Regions from separate parts of the Homo sapiens genome. Here region 1 is linked to region 2. Evidence: chromatin contacts called from ENCODE Hi-C or POLR2A ChIA-PET data. All regions are on one chromosome and are shown on one strand. The core of a region is the stretch at or near the end of the contact, and the rest is flanking DNA. Distances in the headings are between cores, read along the strand shown.

Evidence for each region. Hi-C counts contacts between places; a loop is a spot of excess contacts on that map. ChIA-PET counts read pairs that join two places held with the same protein, here RNA polymerase II (POLR2A). Pooled maps may share reads with other maps.
Region 1: a loop to region 2 is called in a pooled map, with 3 times the contacts of the local background. The contact joins the enhancer-like site here to the promoter of ATP5IF1 in region 2. A Hi-C loop is called at or near these places in 2 of 37 single-sample maps with no recorded cell type and 5 of 50 pooled maps. POLR2A ChIA-PET finds 5 or more read pairs at or near these places in 5 of 52 experiments (HEK293, PC-3, T-cell and 2 more).

What each region holds. Positions count from the first base shown.
Region 1 is chr1:27,890,206-27,892,905 of GRCh38, forward strand. It overlaps RPA2 (replication protein A2), which reads right to left. Exons shown (of 9, transcript NM_002946.5): 9 at 1,319-2,042. The coding sequence ends at 1,958. Among named protein-coding and RNA genes, the nearest start is that of THEMIS2, 19 kb to the left of the region's middle. RefSeq lists a silencer at 560-629. Within about 2 kb of position 1,451, at least 9 of the 41 ENCODE cell types and tissues checked have a DNase peak (open chromatin) inside an H3K27ac peak, as active enhancers do.
Region 2 is chr1:28,234,513-28,237,413 of GRCh38, forward strand. It overlaps ATP5IF1 (ATP synthase inhibitory factor subunit 1), which reads left to right and starts at 1,612. Exons shown (of 3, transcript NM_016311.5): 1 at 1,612-1,758; 2 at 1,849-1,940. The coding sequence starts at 1,672. RefSeq lists enhancers at 511-1,017, 1,811-1,870 and a silencer at 850-1,074.

The sequences.
Region 1 (2,700 bases), core at 201-2,700, 340 kb before region 2:
GCGCCTATAGTCCCAGCTACTCGGGAGACTGAGGCAGGAGAATCACTTGAACATGGGAGGCGGAGCTTGCAGTGAGCTGAGATTGCACCACTGCACTCCAGCCTGGGCAACACAGCAAGGCTCTGTCTAAAAAAAAATAAAAATAAAAATAAAGAAAAAAGAAAACCACTTCCACCTACAAGTACTGCTACCGCTTTGCCCATTTGAGGGCACCCAGCTTCATAACTAGAAAGAGAAGTTTACCAACCATAAAAGTATCCCGTCATATATTCCAAATTCAAATACACGATTTTACTTGTTTTTAGTCATTGTTCTTTGAGAAAATAACCAAGAAGGAACACACTTGCAAATGAACATGCTGGCTGAGTTTTACACATTTGCATAGTTCCGCAGATGTTAACAACTCTGCATGTATAGAAAACAACCATACATTCATCCACTGTTAGAAACCAAGTAGGTGGAGCCTTCTCTACACAGCTGCTAGATCTCATTTAGAAACAGAGTTAAAGCAGAGAATTCTTTTTTTTGAGACAGAGTCTCGCTCTGTTGCCCAGGCTGGAATGCAGTTGTGCAATCTCGGCTCACTGCAAGCTCTGCCTCCCGGGTTCACACCATTCTCCTGCCTCAGCCTCCTGAGTAGCTGGGACTACAGGCGCCCACCACCTTGCCTGGCTAATTTTTTGTATTTTTAGCAGAGATGGAGTTTCACCGAATTAGCCAGGATGATCTCGATCTCCTGACCTTGTGATCTGCCTGCCTCGGCCTCCCAAAGAGCTGGGATTACAGGCGTGAGCCACCGCGCCCGGCCAGAGAATTCTTATTGGGATGTTACGTCTCACTAACTTTATCTCAAAATTGGTTCTTTTATTCAAGATGTAGATTACTTTCAGGAGTTGTCAAAAACATCATTGAACTAGTTTCTTTTTCTGTAAGAAACAGCCAATCAAGTTGGCCAAAAAATGACCATAGGCTTTTGGAAAGTCTCATCTTGAGGCCAAATGGGTAGCTATTTGATTCAGTTACATGATCACACACTGCCAAAGAGTCAACATTAAAGTCCATTATATAATCCCTTTAAATGGCAATACTAGATTTAGACGCTTTACAGACTATGTTTTTTTCAATCTTCACAACAAACCCAGGGGAAATAACGTTTTCTTTTTGTAAATGAGGAAATGGAGGTTCTCAGAGCTGACATAGCCTGCTCAAGATTCTAACTAAAAAGTGGGAAAGCCAGAATTCAAATCCAAGTTTCACTATGTTACACTGCCTCAGATGATAAAGTGGTCATTACACTGCTCAGAAAGAAAAACGAGAATTTTTACAAGTTACTACAATAGAACTGTTTTATTAAACATATGACTGTATTTATTTTGTACAAAATGCAGTAACACTTCTTCTTTTCCTCTGCCCCTGGAGGCACTACCGCAGAACTTCATGTTCACAGAAACACACGTCATGGCAAGTGTGTCAAAAAGTCATGACAAGCAGGAAAGTGCAATTCTGAAAGTAATGCCACACAACCAAAGTGGGAAATGAAAACAGGCAGAGGCCAGCAGGTTTCTCGGCTAGGGCTCTGCCTATAACGCCCTGGTCCTGCTCATCTTTCAGCAGTAAACATTTTAAGAAGAGAAACTCCTGAGCACTATGTAAGTACTCTCCTGGTAGCATCCTTCCAATTCCATCTATCTTGATGTTGTAACAAGCTTATTTGTAACTTCCTCAAGAAATCCCACCCTGGATTGCATCCCTGTCAATTGCCCATCTCCCTCTGAGCTTCAAACAAAACAAAATAAAACAGAAGAGCAGTAAGTTTCAAAAGGAAGTCAGAGGAGACATTTGATAGATGAAACCTACTTCCTAGAAGCCCCCTGGCCAGACATATGCAGAGCTGGAGACAACAGATTGTGAAACTAGGTCCAGCTGTAAAATATCTCAGGTACCCAGTTAGATCCAGTTATTCTGCATCTGTGGATTTAAAATGGTCATCATCCACAGTAGAATAGATGTGCCCCTCATTGCTCAGAAAATCCACAGCTTGCCTAGAAAGAAAGAAGAAAAAAAAAAGGTCATTTTCAGGCCAATTCAGAAGGAAACTGCCTTTTGGATATGGCCAAATATGCAAACTTCGCTTATCTCCCAACTTTCTACCTTAGCTAAGAATTCACAAGTATTCTGCACATAGAAAGCTCTCACAGGGAGAAATGCCAGTAAAATAGCAAAACAGAGCTTATTCATGGAGACAATGGCTATTAGGGCTGTCTTGGATCCCTCTCCCAAATTGTGCAAAGGAAAGACAACAGGGCCTCACTTAAATACAGTCTAAGCAGGAAAACAAGGATCTAAAGCTGTAGTCACACTTGCACACAAAATCTCCTAGTAGAAACCACTGTCTTTAAAAGTCCCCCTTTTCCAGCCACACACTGAAACCCCGTTGGTCCCTCTCAGGGAAGTAAAGTTGTGGGAAGCAAAGGAAACACTCTGAAACCTTCAAACCCTTCAAGGTCCTCAGGGTTAGTGTCAGTAACGTATTTAATAGCCACAATCTACAGAGCACCTAAGTAACAGCAGTTCTCTACCTCATCAGCACGCAACTCTGAGATAGGAATTATTATCCTAATTTTACAGGACAGGAAATGGAATCAGCCCTGAGCATTTCTTATCTATCTAGGCCTGGCAGGTCAATTGATTTATAGTAAC
Region 2 (2,901 bases), core at 362-2,861:
AAGAGAAAATGAGTTAGAGAAGAGCTATAAACTTCATGAGAGTAAAGACTACTGTTGTCTTGTTCACATTCATTAGATGGATGAAGGGAGGTTAAGGTCAAGCTTTCCCTAGACTCCTACTTATCCTTTTTTTTTTTTTTTTTTTTTTTTTTTGAGACAGAGTTTCGCTCTTGTTACCCAGGCCGCAGTGCAATGGCGTGATCTCAGCTCACCGCAACCTCAGCCTCCCGGGTTCAAGCATTCTCCTGCCTCAGCCTCCCAAGTAGCTGGGATTACAGGCATGTGCCACCACGCCTAGCTAATTTATTTTTTATTTTTATTTATTTATTTTTGAGACAGTTTCTCTCTTGTTGACCAGGCTGGAGTGCAATGGCGTGATCTCAGCTCACTGCACCCCCTGCCTCTCAGGTTCAAGCGATTCTCCTGCCTCAGCCTCCCGAGTAGCTGGGATTACAGATATGCGCCACCATGCCCAGCTAATTTTTCATATTTTTTTTTTAGTAGAGATGGGGTTTCTCCATGTTGGTCAAGCTGGTCTCGAATTCCCAACCTCAGGTGATCTGCCCGCCTCGGCCTCCCAAAGTGCTGGGATTACAGGTGTGAGCCACCGCGCCTGGCCTGCTCTTTTCTACTGCATTGCACCACATTGCCAAAAGTGCAGTTATTAAGCCCATTCAACAATATGTTGCTAACGAAAAAAACAAACTAAAATATTTTTAAAAGGTTTATTCTGAGCCAAGATGAGTGACCATAGCTTGGGGAAACACAGCCTCAAGAGGTCCTAGGAAACTGTGCCTGAGGTGGTCAAGTTATAATTTGGGTTTTCTTTTTTTTTTTTTTGTTTTGAGACGGAGTCTCGCTTTGTCACCAGGCTGGAGTGCAGTTGCGCAATCTCGGCTCACTGCAACCTCCGCCTCCCGGGTTCAAGCCAATTCTCCTGTCTCAGCCTCCTGAGTAGCTGCGATTACAGTCGCGTGCCACCGCACCCGGCTGATTTTTGTATTTTTAGTAGAGACGGGGTTTCCCCATGTTGGCCAGGCTGGTCTCGAACTCCGGACCTCAGGTGATCCACCCACTTCGGCCTCCCAAAGTGTTGGGATTACAGGCGTGAGCCACCGCGCCCAGCCAGAACACTGACACTTCTCATAACAAATGAACGCGATTTATGTATATCTAAGCCAGGGCACATTGGACGTCGGTATCCTGGACATCAGCATCCTGGACACAGCTCCCAAACCCCGAATTCCCCCATTTTATTGATGCTAGCAGGCCAGGGAAGGGAAAACTTCCTTTGGGCTTTGAATAATAACGACTTTAGAATTGAAATCGTGGGCTGGAGGTGGACGCCACGCCTCATTCTGATGGGTCCAAGAGCCGAAATTTCGGCTTCTGGCACTCTCCTCACTCAGCTCTCTAAACTCCTCCATCATTCCTCTTTCCAGTCCTTTGGCCCTAAGCCCTTGCTAGCGGTTGGCTAAGAAGAAACCCGTCTCTTGCTCGGGATTCGCTGTGAGCTCCGGGAAGCCCGCCTCCGCTCTCCCGTGATTCGCTACTCCTGTGTTCATCCGCCCCTCCGTCGACCAGATTGGGTGCTTGGCCGTCCCTGCCATTAGCGCGTAACGAGAGACTGCTTGCTGCGGCAGAGACGCCAGAGGTGCAGCTCCAGCAGCAATGGCAGTGACGGCGTTGGCGGCGCGGACGTGGCTTGGCGTGTGGGGCGTGAGGACCATGCAAGCCCGAGGCTTCGGCTCGGATCAGGTACGCTGCGGCAGTGTCCGCTGCTCCAGCCCCGCGGGCGGATCCCATCTTTGCTTCCGTACCTTTACCAGTGTCCCTGTCTCTCTGCAGTCCGAGAATGTCGACCGGGGCGCGGGCTCCATCCGGGAAGCCGGTGGGGCCTTCGGAAAGAGAGAGCAGGCTGAAGAGGAACGATATTTCCGGTGAGGCTCACCGGGTCCCAAGTCCAGCCCTGGATCTCCCAATGGCCTTCCAATCCTTAAACTGCCAATCGCCCCACCCGTTCCTACCTGGTGCCTTGGGCGCCCCATCCCCCAACAGAACTCCCGGGCCCCAATCCAGTATACCCTAACCCTTGATGTCCCGACCGTTGCCACGTATAGGGCACTCCCAGTTACCTGCACAACAGTTTCAGGCCCCCAAACCGTTTCCACCGGCGGGTCTCCAAAACAACCCACGGCTCAACTCCTCCTTTATCATTACCATCTCCCGCGTGGAGTTCTCCTCAGGTCGTGCGAAACACCCCCAGATTCTTCGCACAGTGTCTAGATCCGACCGCCCAACGTTTGCCTCCCAGCCTGACTCCCTCGGCCCTTACCCACCTGTCACCCCCTCTACGCTCTCCTTCCTCGCCAGCACGCCTTAGCTTTGCAAGCCTGCATGCATTCAGGCTTCTCAGGTGTTTCTAGACCCCCGACTCCGCAAGAGTGAGGATGATGGGAGCTGGTCATGGGAGCTACTTATGGTTGGACACCATCTTCTAAAGGCTTTTGCCCTACTCAGCCCAACCTAGACCTGTAGATTTCCCTCTCCTGCTTAGGAGTATGGAGTGGGCTGGGCCTCCCTTTGCCAGCCTTGAGTTATCTTTAACTGACTTCTGTCCACTCTGGAGAGCAGTGAGGAATTAATCTTGCTTTTGCTTGTCCTTTGGCCTTTCACTTCTGCCTTCTGTTGAGAATTATCACCATGACACCTGCCATACCGTATAGAGAGCCAAGGTACAGCCGTTAGAGACTATCTAATTGAGCCCCTACATTTTGTAGTTAAGGAAAACTGAGGCCTAAATGTGACCAAACCAACATTGTAATCCAGTCCCTTCTTGGAACCTAAATTGAACTGCCAAGTACTGCGCATGCAAGAGACCCTTTATTGGCCTTACAGTGG